Linked DNA regions of Homo sapiens: region 2 is linked to region 1. A link is an interaction called in ENCODE POLR2A ChIA-PET data of the cell type or tissue named here. Cell type or tissue: OCI-LY7. All regions are shown on one strand. Each heading gives the region's core, and the rest is flanking DNA. Links, peaks and the distances in the headings are about the cores only.

Region 1 (16,614 bases), core at 3,108-8,107:
CATCCGCAGCCGGGAGCCTTTCCCCACCACACGGACTCCTTCCAGTGAGTTCCCGCCAAATCCACCCTCGGTCCCTCATTCCGCGACCCTCGAAGCGTCAGGGCCTCGGCCCCAAGGGCGCACGGGCGGGCCTCCTCTGCCCTAAGCCTGCGGCCTGGGGTGCGGCCGTGGCGCCGAAAGACCCGCATGCTCGGCGACCCAGCTTTCCAGGACGAAGAAAGGACAGAAGTGTCGTCCGACAGCGGTGCGCCAGAAACCCGGGTCCGAGGCGGCGGCAGCAGCCGAGCTTCCCGCCTGACGCAGCAGAGGCGCAGGCCAAAGTGCGGCCGCCATCGCCACCTCGCCGCTCCCTACCCTCTCTGTCCGCCACAGACCCGACCCGCACTGCGGCTCCGTCAGCGCCGGGCCCCTCCCCCAGCCCTCACCTTCCGCGTCGGAGCGGGCCCGCAGCGGCGGAGACTCGGACGCAGGCCTGGGGAAGACGGCTCGCAAGGTAGAGGCTGTTTATTTTGAGGGTCCTTGCCTGCGCCACACGCGGGTCTGCACACGGCCCCACATACGCCGCTGCGCACGGCTCTCCTCCGCCTCGCCCACGCGGCCAATCAGCGCGCGGGGTTCGGCAGTCCAATCAGAGCCGCCCGCGGCAGGGCCGCCCACTAGAGCGCGGCGCGGGGCGGGTGTTTCTGCGCGCAGCGTCTTTTCCCGCCGTGCCCCGCGCGCGGCCTTTCACGCCGGGATCCGGGTCCCGGTGCTTCTCGGTTCATTCCCAGCTGGGTCCGGGCCCGGCCAGACTGGGTGGAAATCTGGCTGACCTTGGTGGTCTGTCTTGGCCAGCTGGAGCAAAGGGATGCCAGGGGACGGGTCTCGGTGCAGTGACTGCCATTAGCTTGGGGCCGCAGAAAGTTTCTCCCCTTTCTCGGGCTCCTGCCAGGCCCTTGGCTTTCAGAGCCAGGCCCGATTTCTAGATAACATTTAAGTTTGCAGAAAAGGGGATGCCAAGTCACGGTGGTCACGGCTGTGGGATGCAGCCTCTGAGATTTGTATTAATTTTTGTGAGCCGGGGAAAGGCCTTGCTGCTTTCTCCGCCAGGACTGATGTGTCTTCCCAAGATGAAAGTGCCTGGTAAGGGCGAGGGGCCTCCCTGGGAAGGTCATGAGCATGTAAGGTAATGGGGCCTAGACTGTGACTTTTGGCACGTTTATGAGTGACATCCCCCGGGAGGGCAAGGATAACCATTTGACCTGGTCTGTCATATTCAGGAATAGACTTCAGTTTAGTTGTGGTATTTTCTCCAAAAGAGATTTGTGTATATAGCCCTAGATAGTCTTGTCAAGATTAAACCCAATTTAAACTGTTAACTATAAAATATTTTAGAATTTTGTCTCATTCTAGAATGGCTTTATTCGAAACAAAAAAAAAGGAAGAGTCCCAAGTTTCGTCTCAGTGAAACCTGCCAGTTCAACACTATGATTTATTTTTCTTTTTTTCTTTAATTTTTTTTTTTTTTAAGAGTAGGGTCTTGCTCTGTCGCTGGGTTTACAGGCATAAGCCACCAATCCCAAATCCCGGGGCTATGATTTTTGAAATCATGTTCGTGAGAAGGCAGAGCACATGTGTTGAGAGTCAGACTTTAAACCTGGGTTCAAATCATTAGTGCTTAATCATTGTAAAGCAGTTAGGAGGTTGCGTTCAACATAGCAATTATCAAAGAATGAATGTATAACTTTAAAGACCAATGATATTTTAAACTTTTTTTTTTTTTTGAGAACGGAGTCTCACTCCGTTGCCCAGGCTGGAGTGCAATGGCACGATCTCAGCTCACTGCAACCTCCGCCTCCTGGATTCAAGTGATTCTCCTGCCTCAGCCTCCCCAGTAGCTGGGATTATAGGCATGCGCCACCACGCCCGGCTAATTTTGTATTTTTAGTATAGGCGGGGTTTCTCCATGTTGGTCAGGCTGGTCTCAAACTCCCGACCTCAGGTGATCCGCCCACCCAAAGTGGTGATCGTCCTCCCAAAGCACTGGGATTACAGGCATGAGCCACCGCGCCTGGCCGAACTTTTTAAATTTATTTATTACTATTTTTTGAGACAGGGTCTCCCTCTGTTGCCCAGGCTGGAGTGCTGTCTCAGCTCACTGCAACCTCCGCTTCCCATGTTTGACCAATTCTGCCTCAGCCTCCTGAGTAGCTGGGACTGCAGGCGCCCACCACCACGCCTGGCTAATTTTTGTATTTTTAGTAGAGATGGGGTTTCATCATGTTGGCCAGGCTGGTCTTGAACTCCTGGCCTCAAGCGGTGCTAGGCCAAAGTGCTAGGATTACAGGTGTGAGCCACTGCACCCAGTGCCCCCAAAGTGCTAGGATTACAGGTGTGAGCCACTGCACTCAGCCTTAAACATTTTTTTAATTAAAGCAACCTAAGGTAAAATTTTTTAACCAAATTTAACCCATTCCCAATCAGATTGAATAAATGCCTAGCAGCTTATGTGTTGTGCTAAAACACGATATATTATCTGCCAATAAAAAACAGTATTTTGTATTTATATAGTTTTATTACCAAGAAGCTTACTCAGCTTTATGATTTCCCCTTTGTAATCTGATTAACCTTCATAGTATCTTGAAGTAATGTATAGTGTAGCAATCAGACACTTAGGTAGTGACTTCGTGAGCTCTGACAATGAGTCAATATAATGCAAGAGGCTATGTATGAAGTCCAACCTGGGTGCGTCCACACCACACCAAGAGGACAAGTTAAAATTACCATATGGCCAAAAATTAATATTTTCTGACTTATTTTTGTTTACCATTCCAACCATAGTACTGTATAAAATGTTTGCTATTCATTATAGACCCAGGAATGGAATATTCCTAATATTAAAACAAAAATTTCAACAGCTATAGAAAATGAAAGTGAGTGTGAGATAGAGATACTGGACATAATGTTCTATAGGTTTTAAAAGACTTAAGTAGAAGAAATGGAAACAATGTCTTTACTTCTTGGCAGTGGAGTGGTAACAGCTAATGGCTCTTTCTACCTGGCATGCAGCTTCCTGTAACGACTATTATTAATAGAGCCAGGCTGATCGTGAGGCGCCAGAAAAGGTGTATGGTGGAATTTAACTACAATGGCTTGTATTGCCTGGATATACCCTTTGGTATGCCTATTTTACTAGAAATGTTTGAAAATAGGAAAAAGCTCACTCAAAAGATAAGCTGCCAGTGGGACTTGAAGAGGCTCCCATTACATTCCTCTTCCCTGGAGATGTTTTATTCCCCTCCTCTCCTCCAGTGTTCAGTCTCATGCTCAGCATTGCAAGGGTTACAAAGGTGACTACTTAAGACACAGAGTTTGCCCTTGAAGAACTTGCAGGATAACAAGGGCCATAAGAAAGTATTAAGTGTCGGCTGGGTTCGGTGGCTCACGCCTGTAATCCAGCACTTTGGGAGGCCGAGGCGGGCGGATCACGAGGTCAGCTGATCAAGACCATCCTGGCTAACACGGTGAAATCCTGTCTACTAAAAATACAAAAAATTAGCTGGTCGTGGTGGCGGGGACCTATAGTCCAAGCTACTCGAGAGGTTGAGGCAGGAGAATCGTTTGAACCTGAGAGGCAGAGCTTGCAGTGAGCCGAGATCACGCCACTGCACTCCAGCCTGGGTGACGGAGCAAGACTCAGTCTCAAAAAAAGAAAAGAAAAAAAAAACAACTTCCCAGCACTTGGGAGGCCGAGGTAGGTGGATCACCTGAGGTCAGGAGTTTGAGAGCAGCCTGGGCAACATAGTGAAAACTTGTCTCTACTAATAACACAAAAATTAGCCGAGTGTGGTGGTGGGCACCTGTAATCCCAGCTACTTGGGAAGCTGAGGCAGGAGAATCGCTTGCACCTGGGAGCAAGAGATTGGGCCACTGCACTCCAGCCTGCACAACAGAGGGAGACTCTGTCTCAAAAAAAAAAAAAAAAAAAAAGTCCGGGCACGGTGGATCACGCCTATAATCCCAGCACTTTGGGGGGCCGAGGCAGATGGGTCATGAGGTCAGGAGATCGAGACCATCCTGGCTAACAAGGTGAAATCCCGTCTCTACTAAAAATACAAAAAATTAGCATTAAGTATCCTGAGAGAAGACCAGATAAAATGCTATGATTCAGCATTATTCCTAAAATGGGTACCAGTTGAGCAATACCTGCCAACTCTTAATTTCTGCTTAAATGCCCAACTGCATAGTACATGCTGTTAAATTGAGGGGATAGGTGATATCATGTAAACCCATGTCTTGTCCCTGCCAGCAAGGAAATTGTGCTCTGTGACTTGACTTGGAAAGTATGTAACTAAGACTGAGGAGAATAAATTGATGTTTTCACCTCTCGTATTTGCTTCTGAAGCAGAAAGTTTACTAAGCTAAATCCTGAACTAGGAATTAGTAATACTAGTAATAGCTAATTGTTAATATATATACAGCTCTTATAACAGTTTCTGGCATAATTACTATACAAATATTATTTCTTATTCTTATTGGGTGCTTACTGTATGCCAGGCAATGTTTTTAACCTCTTTATGAGTTTTCACAAACCCCCTAGAAGTACTTGTATTATCCCCATGAAGAAACAGGTCGAGAGAGTTTAAGTAATCTGCTCAAGGTCAGAAAGTGAACAAATGACAGGTCAGGCTTCAAACACAGACAGCCCATGTGCTTGAACAGTGCTACTGGCCTCCCAGTACTTACTGAGGCCTACTCCTATAAAATTCTATTGACTCCCTAAAGTGATGGTGTAGGGAATGCTAACTGATGATAAAGAAAATATGAAACACTGACAAATCATTTAGTGAGCATTTCATTAGTTAGTTGGCTTCCTCTTCTGTGACCTTGAATTGAAACTCTACTGCAAACTAACTGGTTAGAGAAAAATTTTATTTGCAAATAGTTTTAAAAGTTTCAAAGTAGGCCGGGCGCAGTGGCTCACGCCTGTAATCCCAGCACTTTGGGAGGCTGAGGCGGGCGGATCACAAGGTCAGGAGATCGAGACCATCCTGGCTAACAAGGTGAAACCCCGTCTCTACTAAAAATACAAAAAATTACCCGCGTGGTGGCAGGTGCCTGTAGTCCCAGCTACTCAGGAGGCTGAGGCAGGAGAACGGTGTGAACCTGGGAGGTGGAGCTTGCAGCGAGCTGAGGCTGTGCAGCTGCACTCCAGCCTGGGCGACAGAGTGAGACTCCGTCTCAAAAAAAAGTTTGAAAGTAAAACCACCCATTTTTTTTCTTTTTCTTTGTATAAAGTAAAGGAATAAAGAAGGGCTACTCCATAAGCAGAGCAGCCTCTTTTTTTCCTTAAAAGAAAAATAGCTGGCCAGGTGCAGTGGCTCATGCCTGTAATTCCAACTCTTTGAGAGGCTGCGGCAGGTGGATTGCCTGAGCTCGGGAGTTTCAGACCAGCCTCGGCAACATAGTGAAACCCTGTCTCTACCAAAAATACAGAAAATTAGCCAGACGTAGTGGCACCTGCCTGCAGTCCCAGCTACTCAGGAAGCTGAGGTGGGAGAATCACCTGAGCCCAGGATGGAGGTTACAGTGAGCCCAGATAGCACCACTGAACTCCAAACTGGGTGACAGAGTGAGAGTCCATCTCAAAAAAAAAAAAGAAGCTGCATTAATTTTTTTTAAAAGTAATTTTATATTAAGTTTCTACGTAATTTAATTAAACTTGGAACTAAACAATGGATATCAAAATAATGAGGGTTTTTTTGGTATGGTTTATTTATTTATTTTTTTGAGATGTAGTCTTGTTCTGTTACCCAGGCTGGAGTGCACTGGTGCAACCTCGGCTCACTGCAACCTCTGCTGCCTGCTAAAGTGATTCTCCTGCCTTAGCCTCCTGAGTAGCTGGGATTACAGGCGCCCACCACCACGCCTGGCTAACTTTTTGTTTTTTTGAGACAAGGTCTCGCATTGTTGCCCAGGCTGGAGTGCAATGACACGATCTTGGCTCACTGCAACTTCCACCTCCCGGGTTCAAGCGATTCTCCTGCCTCAGCCTCCCGAGTATCTGGGATTACAGGCATGCGCCACCACCCCCATATAATTTTTTTCTTTTTCTATTTCTTTTTTTTTTTTCTTTTTTTTTGAGAAGGAGTCTCACTGTCTTGCCAGGCTGGAGTGCAGTGGCGCCATCTCGACTCACCGCAACCTCCGACTCCCTGATTCAAGCAGTTCTCCTGCCTCAGCCTCCCTCCCAAGTAGCTGGGATTATAGGCACGTGACATCACGCCCACCTAATTTTTGTATTTTTAGTAGAGATGGGGTTTTACCATGTAGGTTTTTGTATTTTAGTAGAGACAGGGTTTCACTATGTTGGCCAGGCTGGTCTCAAACTCCTGACCTCAGGTGATCTGCCCACCTCGGCCTCCCAAAGTGCTGGGATTACAGGCGTGAGCCACCGCATCTGGCCATAATTTTTGTATTTTTAGTAAAGACAGGGTTTCACCATGTTGGCCAGGCTGGTCTTAAACTCCTGACCTCAGGTGATCCATCCTCCTCCACCTTCCAAAGTGCTGGGATTATAGGCGTAAGACACTGCGCCCAGCCTCATTTAACTCCTAACAAAAGCCTCTGTGGCCTGGCGCTGATGACTCACACACACACAAAAAAGAAATCCTGATTCTAGTACTTTCTAGCCATTTGTCTAGAGTTGGAGACCAGCCTGGCCAACATGGGGAAACCCCGTCTCTATTAAAAATACAAAAATTAGCCGGGTGTGGCTGGCGCCTGTAATCCCAGCTACTCAGGAGGCTGAGGCAGGAGAATCAGAGCGGGAGGTTGCAGTGAGCTGAGATCGCTCCATTGCACTCCAGCCTGGGAGACAAGAGTGAGACTCCATCTCAAAAATAGTAATAATAATAATAATAATAATAATAACAAATTTGTAAAGATTAAGTTGAAAAAGAACTACTATATAATTGAGTGAATTAGAAGCTAAGATCCAGAAAAGTATTTAGTCTAATCTCAGATATTTAGCCTAATCCATTCATTTTAAATGAAAAAAGGAGACTTACAGAGTTGCAAAGAGTTCCTACAAATCCCAAAAAGAGCAAATGTTTTGAACGTGATCTAAACTAGGGTGCCAGCCACATCTCATAAGGGGCTTAATGCCTGATTAATGCAATTAATTGCAGTGATGATAAGAAAAGGAGAGCCTAGGTTTTAATACTACCCATTTGTTCATTGAGTCTCTAGCCCCTTTCTTTAAAAATTAACACAAATGGCCATTCTAGTTTATAAATTAGTCACTCGTGAGTTTGGCAAGGATGAATCAATAAATACGTCAGTAGTTTTCAATCTTGAGAAATGTGCTCAGACCTCAATTTATGAAATATTAACTTAGACTCTAAATTTTTATACTATAAAAATATCTTTCATGGCCGGGCACGGTGGCTCACGCCTGTAATCCCAGCACTTTGGGAGGCCGAGGTGGGCGGATCACGAGGTCAGGAGATTCAGACCATCCTGGCTAACACGGTGAAACCCCGTCTCTACTAAAAATACAAAAAATTAGCCGGGCGTGGTGGCGGGCGCCTGTAGTCCCAGCTACTCAGGAGGCTGAGGCAGGAGAATGGCGTGAACCCAGGAGGCGGAGTTTGCAGTGAGCCGAGATCGTGCCATTGCACTCCAGCCTGGGCGACAGAGTGAGACTCCATCTAAATATATATATATATATCTATATATATATATATATAGATATATCTTTCAATTATTAATTGTAACTACAAAAGAAAACATTTGTGTTTATACTTGGCCAAAGAATGGCTTTTAGATAATTAAAGTATTGCAGATACAGTTAACGTTCCCTTCAACCACCCTCACCCCAAGTCCTACTTATTTTCCTTCCTCCCAATAGCATAAAAATGGTATAAACTGGGCACAGGTATGTGCCTGTAGTCCCAGCTACTCAGAAGGCTGAGGTGGAAGGACCCTTGAACTCAGGAGTTTAAGAGCAGCTTGGGCAACATAGCAAGACCCTGTCTCAAAAAAATTAAGTATATCGTTCTAGTCCATTTTAAAATATTATTTTTAAGATTTTATTTATTTATTTATTTTGAGATGGAGTCCTGCTCTGTTGCCCAGGCTGGAGTGCAATGGTGCCATCTTGGCTCAATGCAACCTCCGCCTTCTGGGTTCAAGTGATTCTCCTGCCTCAGCCTCCCAAGTAGCTGGGATTACAGGTGCACACCACCACGCCCAGCTAATTTTTGTAGTTTTAGTAGAGATGGGGTTTCACCTTGTTGGTCAGGCTGGGCTTGAACTCCTGACCTCAGGTGATCCACCTGCCTTGGCCTCCCAAAGTGCTGTCATTACAGGCCTGACCCACCATGCCCAGCCTTAAATATTATTTTTTAAAAAGTATGGCTTCCCTAGGCACACTGCTTTTAGAGTACCCCTGCTCCACAAGGAGCAGTTAAAAAATGTGTGTATACATTAACATATGTATGTGTATGTGTATACATGTGATATATATTCCAAACCATACATGCACCCTTAACATTTTTACATAAATAGTATTGTGTCTATTTGCTTGTGTTCCTGTACAAGAATGTAAGATATGTGAAGCAGAGACTTTATCTTGCTTTGTCTGTTTTCTGCTGTACTGCTAGCTCCTAGAACAGCTCCTGACACATGGTAAGCACCCAAGTATTTGTTGAATAAGTAAATATCAATCCGTAACTTGCTTTTTAAATTTGATATTGTGTCTCTAAGATCTATCTGCGTGTGTGTGTGTGTGTATATATATATATGTTCATTCTCATCAAGTTCATTACTTTATGCTGCTTTATATTATAAATAAACTATGTTCTATTTGTTCATTCACCTATTAGAGGATATTTACATTATTTTCACTCCTTTGCTATCATAAACCCTTACATGCAAATTTGCAAATTTTTTCAGGCCCATGCAGAATCATTTCTCTAGAGTATATATGCCCCAGAAGGTGAATGTTGAGCAATGAAGGGTGATATTTTAAATTTCACTGGTTGCTTGTCATATTACTCTCAAAAGTGGCCATAGCTAATTATACTCTCAGTAGCAGTGGATGAAGGCTTCATGTTTCTTACACCCTTGCCAGAACTTTATACTGTGAGATTTTAAAATTTGTTTGCCAATCTCATGGGTGAAACATGGTGTCTCTTTTTATTTAAATTTTTATTCAGGCTGGGCGCAGTGGCTCATGCCTGTAATCCCACCACTTTGGGAGGCCAAAGCGAGTGGATCACGAAGTCAGGAGATTGAGACCATCCTGGCCAACGTGGCGAAACCCCATCTCTACTAAAAATACAAAAAATTAGCTGGGCATGGTGGGGAGCACCTGTAGTCCCAGCTACTCAGGAGGCTGAGGCAGGAGAATCGCTTGAACCTGGGAGCGGAGGTTGCAGTGAGCCAAGATTGTGCCACTGCACTCCACCCTGAGCGAGACTCTGTCTCAAAAAAAAAAAAAAAAAATTTTATTCAGATAACTGTAGATTTCATATGTAGTCGAAAGAAATAATACGGAGAACTTGCATACCGTTAACCCAGATCCTACTGATGATAATACTTTGCAAAAGTATAGTCACAACCAGAATATCAAAATTGGCACAGTCCACCAATTTTGTACAAGTTTCCCTAGTTTTACTCAGACTCATTTTATGTGTGTGTGAATGCATTTAATTATATATAATTTTATGTCATATGTAGGTCCATGTATCCACCTCCACACTCAAGATACAGAACAGTTAAAACACAAGGATCTTCCTGTCGTGCAAAATCTCAGCTCACTGCAACCTCCACCTGCTGGGTTCAAGCAATTCTTGTGCCTCAGCCTCCCAAGTAGCTGGGACTACAGGGATGCATCACCACACCTGGCTAATTTTTGTATTTTTAGTAAAGACGGGGTTTTACCATGTTGGCCAGGCTGGTCTGGAACTCCTGGCCTCAAGTGATCAGCCTGCCTCGACCTCCCAAAGTACTGGGATTACTGGTGTGAGCCACTGCACCTGGCCTCCCCCTTCTTTTTAACCTCTGTTCTTCATTTGCAAGATTTTATCCTTTCAGGCTGGGCAAGGTGGCTCATGCCTGTAATCCTAGCACTTTGGGAGGCTAAGGCAGGCAGATCACTTGAGGTCAGGAGTTCGAAACCAGCCTGGCCAACATGGTGAAACCGCGTCTCTACTAAAAAAAAAAAAAAAAAGAAATACAAAAAATTAGACCAGGCGCGGTGGCTCACGCCTATAATCCCAGCACTTTGGGAGGCCAAGGCAGGCAGATCACGAGGTCAGGAGTTCGAGACCAGCCTGGCCAATGTGGTGAAACCCCGTCTCAACTAAAAATACAAAAATTAGCCAGGTGCAGTGGCGCGTGCCTGTAGTCCCAGATACTAGGGAGGCTGAGGCAGGAGAATTGCTTGAACCCAGGAGGTAGAGGTTACAGTGAGCCGAGATTGCACCACTGCACTCCAGCCTGGATGACAGGGAGAGACTCCATCTAAAAAAAATTAGCCAGGCGTGGTGGTGGGCACCTGTAATCCCAGCTACTTGGGATGCTGAGGCAGGAGAATCGCTTGAACCCAGGAGGCAGAGGTTTCAGTGAGCTGATATCGCACCACTGCACCCCTGCCTGGGTGATAGAGCAAGACTTCATCTCAAAAAAAAAAAAAAAAAGATTTTATCCTTTCAAAAATGTTGTATTCAATATTGTGTGTGGAAACTTAAAAAGAAAAAAAATAAAAATTAAACAAAATGTTGTATAAAAGGAACCATGTAGTATGTAACCGTTAGAGATTGGCTTTTTTCACTCAGCATATTCAGCACCAAGTTGTTGCATGTATCAGTAATCCAAGGCCGGGCACAGTGGCTCACACCTTTAATCCTAGCACTTTGGGAGGCCGAGGCAGGCGGATCACTGAGGCCAGGAGTTTGAGACTAGCCTGGACAACATGGTGAAACCCTGTCTCTACTAAAAATACAAGAAGTAGGCCGGGCGCGGTGGCTCACGCCTATAATCCCAGCACTTTGGGAGGCAGAGGCAGGTGGATTACAGGGTCAGGAGTTCAAGACCAGGCTGGCCAAGATGGTGAAACCCCCGTCTCTACTAAAAATATAAAAATTAGCCGGGCGTGGTGGCACACTCCTATAATCCCAGCTACTTGGGAAGCTAAGGCAAAGAACTGCTTAAACCTGGGAGGCGGAGGTTTCAGTGAGCTGAGATTGCACTACTGCACTCCAGCCTGGGTGACAGAGCGAGACTCCATCTCAAAAAATATATATATACAAAAATTAGCTGGACGTGATGGTGCATGCCTATAGTCACAGCTACTTGGAAGGCTGAGGCAGGCACATTGCTTGAACCTAGGAGGCAGAGGTTGCAGTGAGCCAAGACTGCACCAGTGCACTCTAGCCTGGGTGATAGAACGAGACTCCATCTCAAAAAAAAAACCAAGAAAAACAAAAAAAAATCCCTTTTATTGTTGGTATTCTATGGTATGGATGGACCACAGTCTGTTCAACCATCACTCATTGAAGGACCTATGTTTATTTCCAAGTTTAGGCTATTACAAATAAAGCTGCTGTTAACATTTATGTATAGGTTTTTTGTGCGAACATTAATTTCCATTTGGTGTCTCATTTTTTTCAATTAGCGTTTCCCAGATTACCAGTGGGGTTGAATATCTCTTCATATATTTGTAGACTATTCAGGTTTCCTCTTTGCTATTTTGCTTATTTCTTCTGTTGGGTTGTCTTTTTCTTACTACTTTGTAAGGGTTCTTTTTTTTTTAAGACGGAGTTTTGTGCAATCTCGGCTCACTGCAACCTCCGCCTCCCGGGTTCAAGCGATTCTCCTGCCTCAGCCTCCTGAGTATCTGGGATTACAGGCATGCACTACCATGCCCGGCTAATTTTGTATTTTTAGTGGAGACGGGGTTTCTCTATGTTGGTCAGGCTGGTCTTGAACTCCTGACCTGAGGTGATCCACCTGCCTCAGCCTCCCAAAGTGTTGGGATTACAGGCATGAGCCACCGCGCCCAGCCTAAAAGTTCTTTATATGTTCTGCATAGCAATCTTTTGTCAGTTATGTGAAACTTTGTGTTGACATTTTGGTGGTCATTGTTTCTCAACGTGCTGTAAAGTTTAGGAATAGATGAATGATTTCTGAAACTTGAATTTGGATCACTGATGAAGTGACCAAGGGGTTTCATTTGGGGCTGCCCACCTTGTGGAGCTTTGGGCCTGCTGCACCTTACATGTAGCAGTGTTTTCTTTGCATCCTTGCATGCCAGCGATACACTTTAATTGGTGGCACGTTAGGTTCTAGGCACACCATATCAAAACATCTACCTGCTTGAGGGCAGATGTCATGAGCACAGATCCTTTGCCTCGTTTTTTTGGAACATTCAGATACATTTATTGCATTGTAAAACCAGCCGTGTTTTCTGGCATTTTGACCAGCCCTCGGAAACTGCTGACATCATGATGTACTCCTTGCCTGGTGTTTCCATTTTCCCCAGCACTGCAGCTAGAATTTAGAATCCTGACTCACCCTTCAGCCAGCCACAGAGCATGCTGATTATTCTGGTACAGTCAGTGCTCACGAAGTGACTTTGCAAGGGGAAATAGCTTTTGGACAAGTCAAAGCCAGTGCAATTTCAGATAATAGCCCAGCTTTTCTTTTCTAACGTTCTCATCTGCTCAGATGCTGCTGCTTTCTCCCCTGATGGGAAGTGGAAGCCATGATTCTGCAGTCCTGGCCATAAAGCTGTGAATTGTACTAGCTGGCACAGCCAGTACTGCCCTACTGAGTTCAGTGAACTGTCCTTCTGATCTACACTGAGAGAGCCTGGCTGTGGTGCAATGCTCACAGTGAAGCCGTCTGCATAGCTGAGCTAACAATTCAAACTTCAGCTCTCATTTCAATAAATTACCTTATAAAACACTCACTGACCAAGATTACCTTGAGTAGCTTATTTATATGAATTTTGCAGTTACCCCAAATTAGCCATGGAGAAACTGATATACAATGTTTCTTATAATTTCCCCTCAAACCATAGCAAAAACATGAAGGGAAGTACTAGGATTTCTGGGAATATGGAATTTATATCTATGCCCCACAAACAATGTTAAAGAAAACGGGCTTTGGATATTTTCAAAGGCCTGTGGTGAGGATTAAATAAGGCATAATATATGAAAATGTTTTGTGAATTCCAAAATGTTTTACCAAGATAAAAGATTTTTAAAATCAGTTTCTGTCAGTTTCATACATCCAATCCTGAAATCAAGTCTACACTGATTTATTACATATAAGGAAATATTTTTGACGTGAATAGGCAATCATAGAATTTCTATTGTATTCGAATAATGATTGAAAGTAATTTTCTTTTTGAGATTTTGACTTCCCCATTTGAGGTAATATTCTCAAGGGACTAAATGTTACTGATGTTGAAGATTTATCCCAAATGAGGTTTGCTTTGGGTGACAGAATTCAAAGCTAGCTCTGAACAAAACTGAAATGGTGGCTAATACGATCCTTTCTGTGCCTCCCTTTTCTTTCCTTTTGGATACTTCAAATACACAGCTAGTTTCCTTGGGACATCCTAGGGCAGTCAGGGTCATTTCCTTCTCTCTCCAAGACTGACCTGCCACAATCCATCAGGGACTATGATTTTGTTGTAAATATTTAGAAAGATGGTGCACAACAATAGATTTGGCAAAAACTGAGCTGATGGCATGCAAGTGTAGCCAAGTGTGGGAATCCATACTTGGAATAATCTAAAGGAATGTTTAACGGTGGTAAAAGAGAAGTGCAGGAGATGGGGCAGCATTTTCAGGGCCTCTCACCTAATGAAATATTGGCATCTTACAGGCTTGAGGGTCACTTGTCTGATGATTTGTGTGCTAATTCTGTTGGAAGAGAAGATTCTCAAGAAATACACTATTGCCATTAAAAGTAAAACACAAGATTGTTTCCTCCCTTGAATATAGCAAGAACTCTGTAGAGTAATCAATGCTTTGGCCAGATATCCTTGAGAATTAATGTTTTTTAGATTGCAGGGAGAAGAAAAGAGGACAGAAACAAGTTTCTGTTTCATATTCCTTCTGTGTGGTGTTAGAGCAGAAGAACCCTAGGGAGTGCAGGGCTGGGGCCTGGGACATGTGAATGTCTGCACATTGGCAGTTCAGCAAGCTTTTCCTGTTGGCCTGCTATTCCCAGGAGACTGTCTATAGGGCTGCTTGGCAGCAGGTGAGGAAGGTGTGTATGTCTGAAAAATTCAGGATAGACAGACAACATCCCAAGTTTTGAACAACAATCCAACTGTGTGTGTGTGTGTGTGTATGCACCCGCATGTTCACAGCTGCACACAGCACCTTGCACTTCCTTTATTAATAGAAAACTGGAAGAATGATGCAGCAGGATTAAGCCCCAGGGTATTGACTGGGACTCGGGGAGACCTAAGGCACAACTAAAGGGTGGAATTTTTCTTTAATTTCTGTCTCTTTTTTCACATCTCCCTTTCCCCTTCCTTCCTGTTATCTTTCCAGTACTCATAGGTTGTGGTCTCAGCTGAATAAGAACCAGTAAATAACTTCCCATTGAGAAGTTAGGGGACATTGGCCAAGGTCTTAGCATTTCCAGGGTTTCTTCCAAGGGTCTTTCTTGAAGGCCACATTAAATCTCTTGTGGTAGATTTTCTAGAGAAGCCAAGGAGCAGTCTCCTTGAGTTTCCTCACATCAGACCTATAGACCCTTACTCACTTTCTCCTAATACCTACTTTGATATATTTCTTTTTTTCTTTTTTCTTTTTGAGAAGGGTCTCACTTTATCACCCAGGCTGGAGTGGTGCAGTGGCACGATCTTGACTCACTGCAACCTCTACCTCCTGGGTTTAAGTAATTCTCCTGCCTCAGCCTCCCAAGTAGCTGGAATTACAGGCACCCACAACCATGCCCAGCTAATTTTGTTGTTGTTGTTGTTTTGAGACAGAGTTTCGCTCTGTCTCCCAGGCTGGAATGCAGTGGCGTGATCACAGCTCACTGCAACCTCTGCCTCCCAGGTTCAAGTGATTCTCCTGCCTCAGCCTCCTGAGTAGCTGGGACTACAGGTGCCCGCCACCATGCCTGGCTAATTTTTGTACTTTTAGTAGAGGCAGGGTTTCACCATGTTGGCCAGGCTGGTCTCGAACTCCTGACCTCAAGTGATCCGCCCGCCTCGGCCTCCCAAAGTGCTGGGATTACAGGAGTGAGCCCCTGTGCCAAGCAATCTATTTCTATGTGAAGGAGAATACACTGGGTTGTTACACAGGGGCATAAAAGGTGAAATTATATCTTAGGATTCACAGTAGAGAGGAAAAAAAGCTAACTCTGCCAACTAAAATTATAGAAGGTCTTGAAAACAAATCTCATCATTTCATGAAAACAAATCTCATCATTTCATTATATGTTTCTAAATTGCAGGCTGGGTGCAGTGGCTCACGCCTGTAATCCCAGCACTTTGGGAGGCTGAGGTAAGATCACTTGAGGCCAGGAGTTTTGAGACTAGACTGGGCAACAAAGTGAGACCCCTGTCTCTACAAAAAAATTAAAAAATAAAAATTAGCCGAGTGTGGTGGCACATACCTAGAGTACTCTAGCCTGGGTGACAGAGCAAGACTGTCCCTAAAATAAAATAAATTAAGAGCAGACTCTACAGGCTCAGAGTAGACAAGGTCCTGGTATCTAATAGCGTACTTGGCACATGGGCCTTCAATGAACTATTTTTTTTTTTTTTTAGATGGAGTCTCGCTCTGTTGCCCAGGCTGGAGCACAGTAGTGCAATCTCGGCTCACTAAAAGCTCCGCCTCCCGGGTTCATGCCATTCTCCTGCCTCAGCCTCCCGAGTAGCTGGGACTACAGGCACCCGCCACCACGCCTGGCTAATTTTTTTTTTCAGTGGAGACGGCATTTCACCGTGTTAGCCAGGATTGTTTCGATCTCCTGACCTCGTGATCCGCCCACCTTGGCCTCCCAAAGTGCTGGGATTACAGACGTGAGCCACCGCGCCCAGCCAATGAACTATTATTGAATGAATACCTCATTTTCCCTCTTGGCATCACACCTGAGATTGCCTGATTTGTACGTTGTCCTCAGAGCCAGCATTTATTACATTGCATTTGAGAGTCGCTAAGACAAGGCATTTTCCACACGCTTTTCCTGTTTTTTAAGTACCTTCCAACCTTGATTTGCTGATAACAGCAGTTGGCTTGTATTTTATGCTGGCCTTTGCAATGATACAGCAAATGGAATCTGGAATCTCCGGAATCGATGTCAATATGAATAGTTTCTAAGTGGAACTGCCATACAATGAGGAAGTTATCACTTACCCACAAGAGGTCTGTGACTTTGGAATCAAGTATATATAAGAAGTACTTTTTACACTGTAATGTGCTACTCAAATGTTTTGTTGTTATTATTATATCAGAAAACAACCCACAGGACCTTATAAATAATAATGATTCCAGTCATGTTCATCCTATGTGACAAAGCAATGGTTCTCAACATTTTTGGTCAGCTAATCACTTTGGCAAAATATCTCAAAACTTCGTATCTCAATTACCCATA
Region 2 (12,184 bases), core at 1,263-6,262, 280 kb after region 1:
TCAAAACCAACCTGGCCAAAAGTGAGTCCCCATCTCTACAAATAAGAAAACAGTGGGTGAGGAGAAGGAGAATTAATTCTTTAGGAGTAGGAGAATTAATTTCTGTGCTTTTTGTTGGTCACTTGCAGAAGAGCATGTGGTCTAAAGTCAGAGGCTGTGGGCTCATTATTAAAATCTTCAGTTGTAGCCACTGAAATCTTTGTGGTTTGCTGCATAGTAATCTACAGTTGTTTACTTCCCAGGCACAATGATGCTATACAATGTGTCTCCTACAATCCTATTACTCATCAACTGGCATCTTGTTCCTCCAGTGACTTTGGTACGTTCTGATTCCTGATGTCCTGTCCTGGAATAACTGAAAATCTGGGCTAAAAATGCTAAAATGCATTCAGAATATGGTGATTTTATCCTGAGAGAGTTAATACTACTTCTCTACCTTCAATGGCTGAGGGGAGGCTGACAGTTATTCTTTAAATTGTGTGGAAACCAAGACAGTGAATGGTGACCTTTACTCTGGTAAGACATCAGAGACTACAGGAAGGGCCCCAGCAAAGGAAATGGTAACAAGATTGGGAGGGCACAGGCATAACTTGGTGTTGCTGCCTTTGGGAAGCCTTCCCTTGGTGTTGCTGCCTCTGGGAAGCCTTCCCTGACTCACCCTGGCAGAGACAGTGCAGTTGTCCTCACCTTTGTATTGACCCACATCTATGTTTATGTGAAATTCTTCACTGTTGCGGTTCTACTTCTTGTGCAATTTGTCGTCATTACTGGTTTAGGTGGCTGTAGCTGTCCTCCCTGAGGGGCTGAACACCTTGAGGAGTTCATCCTGGCCACGGTCCCGTGCCAGCATTACAGCACTGGTGTAGTACTGGCACAAAAGAGGTGTCAGTAAAATGTCTGTGGAGGGAGGAAGGGAGTGAAATTGGGCAGAGGCTTGTAGGTTATTTCCATTAATGGTTGATTCTGTTTTCAGCTCTATCAGTCTGTGTTCGTTGCTAGTGGATACAATGAAGTCACTAGATGAGGAGTCAGAGGCCTAATCCCTCTCAGTGTTCCAGTTCCCTTATCTAAAAGGAGCATGCTACTCACTGTGTCTCACTGATACGGTTCTGGTTCTGAGGTTCAAAAGAGAGAATGGAATTGAAAGCCAATTGTATAAATACATGGAGAAAGGCCTGTCATTTGTTTAACATATTTTATAGCATTTTCTTCATGTGAAGCACTGGTCTGTGTGCTTACACTGGAATATTAAAAAGGCAAAATAGAATCCCTACCCTCAAGGAGCTTGTGGTCTTAGGAGAAGGTGGGATTAAAAAAAATATAATATTAAGTACTAGTATTTATTGAATGCTTGCAGTGTGCTAGGCACTGTTCTAAGGATTAGAAATGAATTTCTATTTGAGCTTTATGACAGCCCCTGAGGTGTCAGGTATTATTCTCATTCCCACCCTACTGATGAAAAAGAGGTAGAGGTCCCTTAGCTAGTAAGTGGAGGAACCAGGGCTTGGACTTTAGACCAGGTGATTGCATACAGAGCCTGCTCTGCTAAGCACTGCTGAAGGAGGCCCAGGAGGAAGGAGTTTCTTCCAGCTTGGGGCTCCAGGCAGGCTTAGTGGAACACAGATAACATGTGCACACGTCAAAATGTTTGGAGGAAGCGTTCTGGACCAGGGGAAAGGCAAAAAATAACTTGTTTGATGTTGCACTTGGCCATGTATTTGTGCACTGGAGTTACCTTCTTGATTGTACTTCGCAACTTGGCAAATAGAAGAATTTGCTTATGTTGTCTAGACATACACTTGCTATGAGGCACTGAGCCAGGGCATCTGGGACAGGGGGGAGCAAGCCTTAGGTGACCAGTGTGCCATGGGAGAGGCACAGCTCAGATAGAGTCATGTGTTGTGATTGAGACCTATGAAAGAAAACTAGATTTTCAGAAAGCATCATTGTTATTTTAAATGCTAGGTTATACTCTGGTTGCAGTGTCAAAGTTATAAACAATGAAACTGTCATTTCTTTGAGAGTCAAATCCCTGAAAAGTTGGCTAGAACTTTACCAATCTATTTTATTTTTCTTCTGAAAGAATGATAGATTCATAGTAAGTTACAAAGATGGTACCAAGAAGTCTATGTACTTTTCATCCAGTTTCCCCCAGTGGATCCATCTTATGTAACTATTATACAATATCAAGACCAGGAAACTGAGACTGGCACAAAGTGTGTATATTATATAGTTCTGTTGTTTTATCGCATGTGTAGATTGCCATCAGCGTGACACAGAACTAAGCCATCACCATGCAGTTACCACTTAGTGTCATATCTACTCACCTTACCTCCAGTTATCTCCAAACCCTGGTAACCACAAATCTGTTCTCCATTTCTATAATTTTGTCATTCAAGAATGTTATATAAATGGAATCGTACAGTATATGACCTTTTGAGATTATGTTTTTTCATTCAGCATAAAATCCTGGAGATCCATCTAAGTTGTTGTATGTTTCAATTATTTGTTCCTTTTTATTGCTGGGTAGTATTCCAACCAATCCATCTTCTTTTATATTATTGTGCATTGAAGGGTTGTGGTCTCCTGAACAGAAGTCTGTCTCCAAACACAAATCAAGCAGCAAGATCATCTGCTGCAGGTAAGTGCAGCTCTGACGATAAGATTTATGTTCCTTCATCTTCCACACAGACTCTCAAAATCCAATTATTTCATGCAGCAGAGAAGGTCTTGTGTTAGGTAGTTGGTTTAGGCCCCTGTATTTCCTTTTTTCTTCTTTCTTCGTCTCCTCGATGGGAAAGACTTGTGCCTTTGATCATGAAGCAAAAGAGAACTACAAGTTGCCTTCATGCAGTTACTTAGCAACAAGCCTCAACATCCAGCTATACTGAGTGGAGGCTTGTTGAAAATGTGAGGCTGTCATTGTCCAGGCAGCATGTGTGGGGAAGAAAGCTTTCCCTCCCACACTTTGATGCTAGACCTGAATTAGAATCCAGAATCTCTCATTGACAGGCCATGTGACCTCAGGAAAGTTACTAAATCTTTCTGAGCTGGAGCTTTACGTTCCTCATCTGACAGATAGGGATAAAAATACTGACTTGACGAGATTGTTGTGAAATGCACACAAACTCATGAGTGTAAAGCGTGCAGGACAGTACCTGGTGTACAGTAGACACTCTAAATGGTAGCTATTCTTGCTGTTCAGCTTCTAGGAGTATATCCCTTCCGTTCAGCATCTGTTGAGCACCTTCTACAAAGCAAGCACTGTTCTAGGGGTTGGAAGACACCAAGTCTGTTCTTAAGGTGCTCTTTAAGTGGGAGGGGATTGAGATGGAGAGTGGGAAGTGGTGGCTGGCCCAGAGATGTAGGCACAAGCTAAGGGCTGTCATAGAGGTATGTACAGAGGGCTGGGGGAGCTCAGAAAAAGGCACCAAATGGTGCCTTCACTTCTCACTGTTTATTACAGAACTAAATAGCATTTTAAGTTTGATCCTCTGACTTTATGTCAGGACCGGCAATAATGAAACCATATCCCAGCTGTTGCTGCCTCATCAGACTTTTATTTCAAACCAAGGCATCATCCTCACTAGTTTTACCTTCTGTGGGGTGCTTCCCCTATCCCCATGCCTTTTGTTGGTTGTGTACACAGCTGGACAAATGATGGTCAGTACCTGGCGCTGGGGATGTTCAATGGGATCATCAGCATACGGAACAAAAATGGCGAGGAGAAAGTAAAGATCGAGCGGCCGGGGGGCTCCCTCTCGCCAATATGGTCCATCTGCTGGAACCCTTCAAGGTACTCTTAAAGTTGTCCTCCTTCTAGAACAAACACCATCATGAAGAAGGGCTTTTTGTCTTCCTGAGGTCTCCCTACATTCAAAGGCTTCTCACCTCACTTGAATGGTCTGTTTTAGAACCTGTCCCATTTGTATGGATTTTTTTTTTAATAGTCCCGCTACCTGAGAATGTATGGAATTTATTAAGAGCCTCCTCAAAAGTTGAGTTTAGGAATGAATCCTGGACATTTTAGCAAAGCAGATGAGCTATTTAGGACAGGCCAAAGTGTGTGTGTGGCGTGTGTGTCTGCGCACATGTGCATGCACACATGTGTACGTGTACATGTATATGAGTGTGTGTGTGTGTGTGTGTGTGTGTGTGTGTGTGTGTGTGTGTGTGGTGTGTGAGTGATGCAGCAGGACCATTTCCTTATGAATCAATAGTGGAGCTCTTTGCTGTGGCTTTATTTTTGCCTTTCCTTTTTTAGTTCTTCCCTCCAAGTTTGGGCAGAATATGTGCCCACCTGTTAATAAATAGCTTTTTCATGAGCCTTTTTTTGCCCTTGTCAGAAAGTCAAAATTAAGTCTACAGACGTCCCTAAAGCCTAGAGATACACAAACAATTGGCACCTACCTTCTTAAATTTTATACACACTTTGCTTTCTATGTCCATGTGACTTTGAGAGTAAACTAATTATATGCTCTTTTTTTTTTTTTTTTTTTTTTTGAGATGGAGTCTCGCTCGGTTGCCCAGCCTGGAGTGCAGTGGCACAATCTCGGCTCACTGCAACCTCCACCTCTCGGGTTCACGCAGTTCTCCTGTCTCAGCCTCCTGAGTAGCTGGGATTACAGGTGCCTGCCACCACGCCTGGCTAATTTTTTTTTTTTTTTTGAGACGGAGTCTCGCTCTGTCGCCCAGGCCGGACTGCGGACTGCAGTGGCGCAATCTCGGCTCACTGCAAGCTCCGCTTCCCGGGTTCACGCCATTCTCCTGCCTCAGCCTCCCGAGTAGCTGGGACTACAGGCGCCCGCCACCGCGCCCGGCTAATTTTTTGTATTTTTAGTAGAGACGGGGTTTCACCTTGTTAGCCAGGATGGTCTCGATCTCCTGACCTCATGATCCACCCGCCTCGGCCTCCCAAAGTGCTGGGATTACAGGCGTGAGCCACCGCGCACGCCTGGCTAATTTTTTGTTGCCACCACACCTGGCTAATTTTTTGTATTTTTAGTAGAGACAGGGTTTCACCATGTTGGCCAGGCTGGTCTTGAACTTCTGACCTCAGGTTATCCACCCACCTCAGCCTCCCAAAGTGCTGAGATTACAGGTGTGAGCCACTGTGCCTGACCCTATATGCTCTTTATATATCCTATAATATTATTAAACCATCAGTATCCTTTACAGAGTCCTCTGAGGGTAAACGAAAGGTCCTACTTGTTTACCAGCTCAATGTCATTTTACAGATGGTTGCCTACTTGATTTAGAAGGTTGTTTGGAAGGTTATTATGCTTCTTCCTGAATAATTTTTTTTGGCCCATGCTGTACCATGCATGTCTAATGCTGTCAAAGGCCATTAGCCTGCCCCAGAGTTCCTGCTGTTTGATTTGTGGCTGCAGAGGACTTGGTGGCTCTAGGCTACCATTTTTAATTCATGAGAAGCAGGAGGCCCTGTATACCTGGTGGCTGTCCTCCTCCAGGTAGGGTTCAGAGGCTCCTTTTATTTTTTATTTTTATTCTTTTTTTTTTTTTTTTTTTTTTTTGAGACGGGGTCTCACTCTGTCACCCAGGCTGCAGTGCAGTAGTGCGATCTTGGCTCACTGCAACCTCCGCCTCCCAGGTTCAAGCAATCCTCTCACCTCAGCCTCCCAAGTAGCTTGGATCACAGGCACATGCCACTACACCTGTCTAATTTTTTGTATTTTTGGTAGAGACAGGGTTTCACCATGTTGGCCAGGCTGGTCTTGAACTCCTGATCTCGAGCGATTCACTTGCCTCGGCCTCCTGAAGTGCTGGGATTACAGGCGTGAGTCACTGCACCTGGCCCCCAGGGGCTCCTTGCCAGGATTTTAAATTATAGTTTTAGTGTAGTTCTAGGCAATGTAATTTTGAACAACTACTTACTGTCTACAGCCGATGGGAGAGTTTCTGGATGAACAGAGAGAATGAGGATGCCGAGGATGTCATTGTCAACAGATATATTCAGGAAATCCCTTCCACTCTGAAGTCAGCAGTGTACAGTAGTCAGGGTAGTGAGGCAGAGGAGGAAGAACCAGAGGAAGAGGACGACAGTCCCAGGGACGACAACTTGTGAGTGTGTCCCAGTGAGTGGGAACCCTTCTGGTAAGGGCCCAGGCCCCACACAGACTTGCCAGGACAGATGTTAAACTCTTTGGCCAAGGGAGTGCAGGGACTAGGGGGAACTGTGGGTGAAAGCGCCTTCAAAAAAAGGAGACATACCCTTAAAACTTGTGTGTGGGTATAAAGTGATCCTGTGAGAAACTATAGGAAATACTGAAAAGACTAAAGGAGAAAGTTCAACTTTTCTGATAAAACCCCATCCCCTGAGGAAATCACTGTTAGCAATCTAGTGTATTTCTCCTCAGTCTTTTCGTGTGTTCATATAATTAACTAAGTCATATTCTGCTTTTTTTTTCACTTAACATTATAGTGTGAACCCTTTCCAGTAACATTACAAATCCTTCGAAGAACATGATTTTTAATGTCTGAAAAGTGTGCCCTTTTGTGGATGCCCCATCACTCGACACTTCCTCTATTACTGGACACGTTTCTTAGCCTGTTCCCACACTATCCCTTACCTTACCTTGCATTTTCTAGGATGTATATCAGAGAGGAAGCCCTTACCTTAGCCACAGTCTTCACTCCCAAATCCTGGCTGTCTAGTCATTCTTCTCTTCAGTTGAGATTGCCTGTAGGGAAAACATGGGCAGGCCAGAGTGGGGAAAGCTGGGGTAGCCAGGATATCTCAGTTTGGCAGTAGAGATCTAGCTTGAGACTTTCCAAACTGTTTTACATAGTACCTGAGTTTCCTTGGAAGAATCCCACCCTGAGGTCATGGGGGCTGGGAAGTGGGGACCAGTAAAGGAGGAAGGTATGGCTTTGGGTCCCCATCTCAGTGCCTTTGATTGTTTCAACATGAGTTTTTGTTTCATAAAGAATCCTACTGCCCCAGGAGGTAAAAGGGGGTTGAAAATCACTGATCCATCTCACAGGGACTGAGCCCAGCCCAGAGCCATATGTGGCCTCCCCAAGAGGGCTCACTGGTGGGCTGGGCTCCTGGATTGTGTTTGGACTTTGGACATCAGTGCCAGTCACACAAAGGTCATCTGCAGGCTCCCTCATTAACATCCCTCTCGGTCTTTGTCTCTTTTCCCTTAGTTTTGGGTTAGTGCCTATGACATTTGCCACTCTTGGCTGGGTTTTACAAACAAGGCTTTACCTTGCCTGCCTACATATCCAGTGGTGCTACCAGGTTACCACAAGACACTGGGATCAGAAAAGCTGGAATTAATAAACAAAGAGGCAACATTAGGTGGATTAAGACCCAGCCTCAAGGGCTAGGAATGCTTTTCTTTTTTTTTTTTGTGACAGAGTCTGGCTCTGTCACCTGGGCTGGAGTGCAGTGGCACGATCTCGGCTCACTGCAACTTCCGCCTCCCGGGTTCTAAGCGATTCTTGTGCCTCAGCCTCTGGAATAGCTGGGATTACAGACACGCGACACCACGCCGAACTAATTTTGCATTTTCAGTAAAGATAGGGTTTCCCCATGTTGGCCAGGCTGGTCTAGAACTCCTGACCTCAGGTGATCCACCTGCCTCAACCTCCCAAAGTGCTGGAATTACAAGCGTGAGCCATCACGGGCTGCCGCTTTTCTCTTGAACTAGATTCCCAGGTAGCTTGCTCTCCAGCCTCAGGCAAGGGAGTTTCTCCTGTGTGCTGGTCCTACAGTCCCAGCCCCACAGCACTGATCCCCATAGGTTCTCAGTTTCAAAGACAGTTGTTTGTTTTCAGAGCCCATTGCTCTTTTTTGAAAATTAGATTCAGTCAGAAACCATTTCACCTGTGCAAGGACCCCCGCCTGCAGGAGAACCTATTTTTAGGTGTTAATTTTCTTTCTTCAGGAAGAGCAAGCAAGTTTCCCTTCTATTAAAAAATGTCTTTGTGCTGCAAGAGATGTTTCTCTGCCATCTCCCCACATTTTCTAGTATGTAAGAGAAAAGCAGTCTCAATATTGCAGCCTTGCCTATCTTAGTGTTGCTCCCCAGTAAGCTCTGAAATGAGAGGTTTATCTTCTTCAGCTGCAGCAGTGTCCCCAGCACCATAAGGTCATAGCAGGGGACTCAGTGAAACAGCAGATCCCAGGAAGGCTGAACCTCAACTCTGCTTCATCCCGTAAGACTGATTGATGGGTTGGGCCAAATTATAACTTTTGGCTTCAGTAAAGCTGTACAACATTTGGCAACCTGAGGCCAGGACTTCCTTGTTCCTGTTGTTTAAGCCCTTAGAGCTATACTCATCAGCAGGCTGTGGCCCTTCATAACCTCTTTTATCTTCTGTTGATTAGAGAGGAACGTAATGACATCCTGGCTGTGGCTGACTGGGGACAGAAAGTTTCCTTCTACCAGCTGAGTGGAAAACAGGTATGTAGCCCTGTACAAATCCAATTGCAGTCATGCCTGTTATATTTTCATTTTCTGAGATTCTGTTACTATTAATTATACATTATCATTGTTAGTTCCTGCTTATTGAGCATTTGCTGTGGTACCAGATACTGTGCTCACTGCTTTGCATACTTTATCCTATTTTATTCTTATAAAACCCAATGAAGTGGGTACTACTTTCCTTATCAACTTTTTAGAAATGAGTAAACCAGAACTCAGAGCAGTGAAATTATATGCCCAAGATCTCACACAGCTAGTAAATGGTGGAGCCTAGGAGTTAAACCCAGGTTGGTTTGACTTTAAAATCTAGCTCTTAATTTTGACCTTACTTTCCTCTATTCGCTTTCTTTCATTCAACCAGTATTTATGAGTACCCACTCAGGAAAGCCCTTTCATAAAGGAGCTGCTGACATAGAGCTGGGAAAGTGATAGCCTCTACCTGCAAGAGCTCACAGGCTGGCGGAGACACACTTGATAGCAAAGAGCCCCTGTGTGGTGTGGTATGTGACACAATAGAAAGCTGTACAGATAGACAGCTTTTTGGGACACAAAAGAGGGTAACATCACTACTTGGTAGAGATGGGAGGTCTTGTTAGAGGTTATCTTTGAGCAGGCCATCTTTGAGTTAGGCTAAGGACATTGGGAATGGTGTTTCAGGCAGAAAAAAAAATAGCATGTATCAAGGCAGGAAGGAATGAAAATATATGACAGTTCAGAGAATGGTGAGTTGTACAGGGTGACTGCATCTCAGAGTTTGTGACCTGAAAACAGAGCTGAAGAGGAACATGGGGGTATGATTTTTTATTTATTTATTTATTTATTTATTTATTTTTAATTTTTTTCGAGATGGAGTCTCACTCTGTGGCCCAGGCTGGAGTGCAGTGGCTCAGTCTTGGCTCACTGCAAGCTCCGCCTCCTGGGTTCACGCCATTCTCCTACCTCAGCCTCCTGAGTAGCTGGGACTACAGGCGCCCACCACCACGCCTGGCTAATATTTTTTGTATTTTTAGTAGAGACGGGGTTTCACTGTGTTAGCCAGGATGGTCTCAATCTCCTGACCTCGTGATCCGCCCGCCTCAGCCTCCCAAAGTGCTGGGATTACAGGCATGAGCCACCACGCCCGGCCTATGATTTTTTGTTTGTTTGTTTTGAGACAGAGTCTCACTCTGTCGCCTAGGCTGGAGTGTAATGGCTCAATCTCGGTTCACTGCGACCTCTGCCTCACGGGTTCAAGAGATTCTCCTGCCTCAGCCTCCTGGGTAGCTGGGATTACAGGCATGTGCCACCATGTCCGGCTAATTTTGTATTTTTAGTAGAGACGGGGTTTCTCCATGTTGGTCAGGCTGGTCTCAAGCTCCTGACCTCAGGTGATCCACCTGCCTCAGTCTCCCAAAGTGCTGGGATTACAGGCATGAGCTGCCACCACGCCTGGCTGGAGATGTGATTATAAAGGACCTGAGTAGTGTGAATAAGAAGTTTGAACATCATATACTGTAAGTATTCAGGAGCCATAGGTGGCAGGAAGTGGCATCACAGATTCTTGCTTCAGAAGAATAACTTGTTTCCATGGAGGGTGGATTAAAATATAGAGAGCATGGTAGTAGGATGACTTATTAGTAGGCAGGAAATGCCAAGGATTAGAGTAAAGGTGCTGGGTACAGATTTCACACCACAGCCAAGCAAGTGAGAAATGCAACCTGTGCAGTGAAGCCTTTAATTGCGTAGCATCCTTATTCCTCAAAACATGTCATGTAAGAGGGAAGAGTTTTAGATGTGTGTAGCCCAGCTTTTGGGCCATTTCTTCTACCCCTGCCTTACCATTGGTCATTTCTTTTGTATTCGAGTAAAGAAAAGATAAAGGGAGCAGATAATGAAGTATTTTCTCAGTTTCCCATGGCTGATTTCCTAAAACTCTCATTTTAATTAACTATCATCTAGTTTCCCTGGCCCTCTCTATTCATCTGCTTAATGTGTGTACATCATCATTCAACAGATACTTATTGGCACACCTACTGTGTACGAGGCACTGGATGTGGGTACTGAAGACTCTTGGGAACAAATAACCACACTGCAGTGGGAGGGAATGGGGTCTTGTTGCTATGGCCACAGAAGAAAAGAGCTCAACATGGCCGAGGGCCACAGGAAATATCTTGCATGTATGCAGCCCCAGAGCTCATGTTGTGGCCCAAAGTTTCTGCACGATGAGCAACCTTAACCTGCTGAGATGGTAACCCCAACTTGTTTGGGACAGTAAAATTGTTTTCTTGCTGGGTGTCTTCCCTTCCCAATCTAGGAAGATTTAGAATTCAATATAGGATGATGAAGTAAATCAAACCCATACTTTTGTGTTAGTCTGAGGTATAATTTGTGTATTTTTGTCATTTGAAGTGTTAGTAATACTTAAGGGGATCTGGCTTAATAATAATAATAGCTAACATTTATTGAATTCCAGGCATTATATAAACTCTTTACAAGGATTAACTCTTTTAATCCTTATAACAACCCTATGAGGTAAATACTGTTATCATCACCATTTTACATGTACGAAAATTGAAGCACAGAGAGGCTCAATAATTTGCCCAAAGGCACACATTTAGTCTGTGGTCCACCCTGCTGAAACCCAGGCATACTGGTGCCAGAATCCATATTAGAATGTCTATCAGATTAGTCTTGCAATGACCATTCAAAAGTTGTATTGAGTAATTTCATATGTCTGATTTTATTTACTTTTTGAGAAAAGGCCTCACCCTGTTACCCAGGCTGGAGTGCAGTGGTATGATCATGGTTCACTGCAGCCTTGATCCCCCTGGGCTCAAGGAATCTTCCCACTTTGGCCTTCCAAGTAGCTGGGACTACAGGCACATGCCACCACATCCTGCTAATTAAAAAAAAAAATTTTTTTTTTTTGGTAGAGATAGGGTCTCCTATGTTGTCCAGGCTGGTCTCAAACTCCTGGGCTCAAATGATTCTTCTGCCTTGGCTTCCCAAACTGCTGGGAATACAGGTGTGAGCCACCATATCTGGCCTACTTCTGATTTTAAGTGGAAAGATAAGAATTATATTTAAAGTGTATATTATTTAAGGTTCCTAAGCAATATTGGAATGCTTAAGCAATTTGTTACATTTTTCTTCTTGGTGTTCACTGAGCTTTTTGAATCTACACATTGATATCGTTCTGTCTTTCACCAAATGTGAAAACATTTTGGCCATGATTTCTTGAAATATTTCTTCTTCTCCATTCTTTCCTTTCCTCTGGAACTCTAATTACACTTACATTAGACCTTTTGTTACTGTTCTCCAAGTCATCGAGGCCCTGTTATTATTTTTTTAAATCCCTTCTTTTCCCTCTGATCTTCAGATTAGAGGATTTCTGTTGTTCAGTATTAAATTTCATTGACTCTTCTGCAACTTCCAATATTTTTCTTAAGCTCATTCAGTGTGTATTTGTTTCAGTTATTATTGCATTTTTCCTTTTCTAGAATTTCCATTTGGTTCTTTTTTCCTTTTTATTCATTACAAGCGTATTTTTCTTTATAGCCTTAATCATAGTTATAATAACTGTTTTAAAATTCTCATCTGCAGCTGGGCATGGTGGCTCATGCCTGTAATCTTAGTACTTCTGGAGGCCAAGGAGGGACGATTGCTTGAGGCCAGGAGTTCAAGACTAGCCTGGGCTACATAGAGAGACTCCATCCCTAAAAACGAACAAACAAATTGGCCAGGGAGGTGGC

The links. ChIA-PET counts read pairs that join two places held together with the same protein. Peaks named below come from ENCODE experiments on the same cell type or tissue, not always from the same donor. Only the 100,000 strongest peaks of a DNase experiment are listed, where the experiment ranks them.
Region 2: POLR2A ChIA-PET joins it to region 1 with 6 read pairs; 2 of 35 experiments call an interaction of 5 or more read pairs at or near these places.

Annotation. Positions count from the first base shown.
Region 1 is chr3:129,183,351-129,199,964 of GRCh38, forward strand. It overlaps LOC105374101 (a long non-coding RNA gene), which reads left to right and starts at 724. Exons shown (of 2, transcript XR_924469.3): 1 at 724-1,122; 2 at 12,715-12,954. It overlaps CNBP (CCHC-type zinc finger nucleic acid binding protein), which reads right to left and starts at 546. Exons shown (of 5, transcript NM_003418.5): 1 at 426-546. RefSeq lists an enhancer at 880-969. In OCI-LY7, for the core only: no CTCF peak of the experiment used is centred there; DNase peaks (open chromatin) are centred at 5,181 and 5,451; H3K4me3 peaks cover 1,165 bases; H3K27ac peaks cover 2,846 bases.
Region 2 is chr3:129,460,986-129,473,169 of GRCh38, forward strand. It overlaps IFT122 (intraflagellar transport 122), which reads left to right. Exons shown (of 30, transcript NM_052989.3): 5 at 243-319; 6 at 2,575-2,641; 7 at 3,650-3,796; 8 at 5,905-6,081; 9 at 8,357-8,432. Among named protein-coding and RNA genes, the nearest start is that of IFT122, 27 kb to the left of the region's middle. In OCI-LY7, for the core only: no CTCF peak of the experiment used is centred there; no DNase peak of the experiment used is centred there.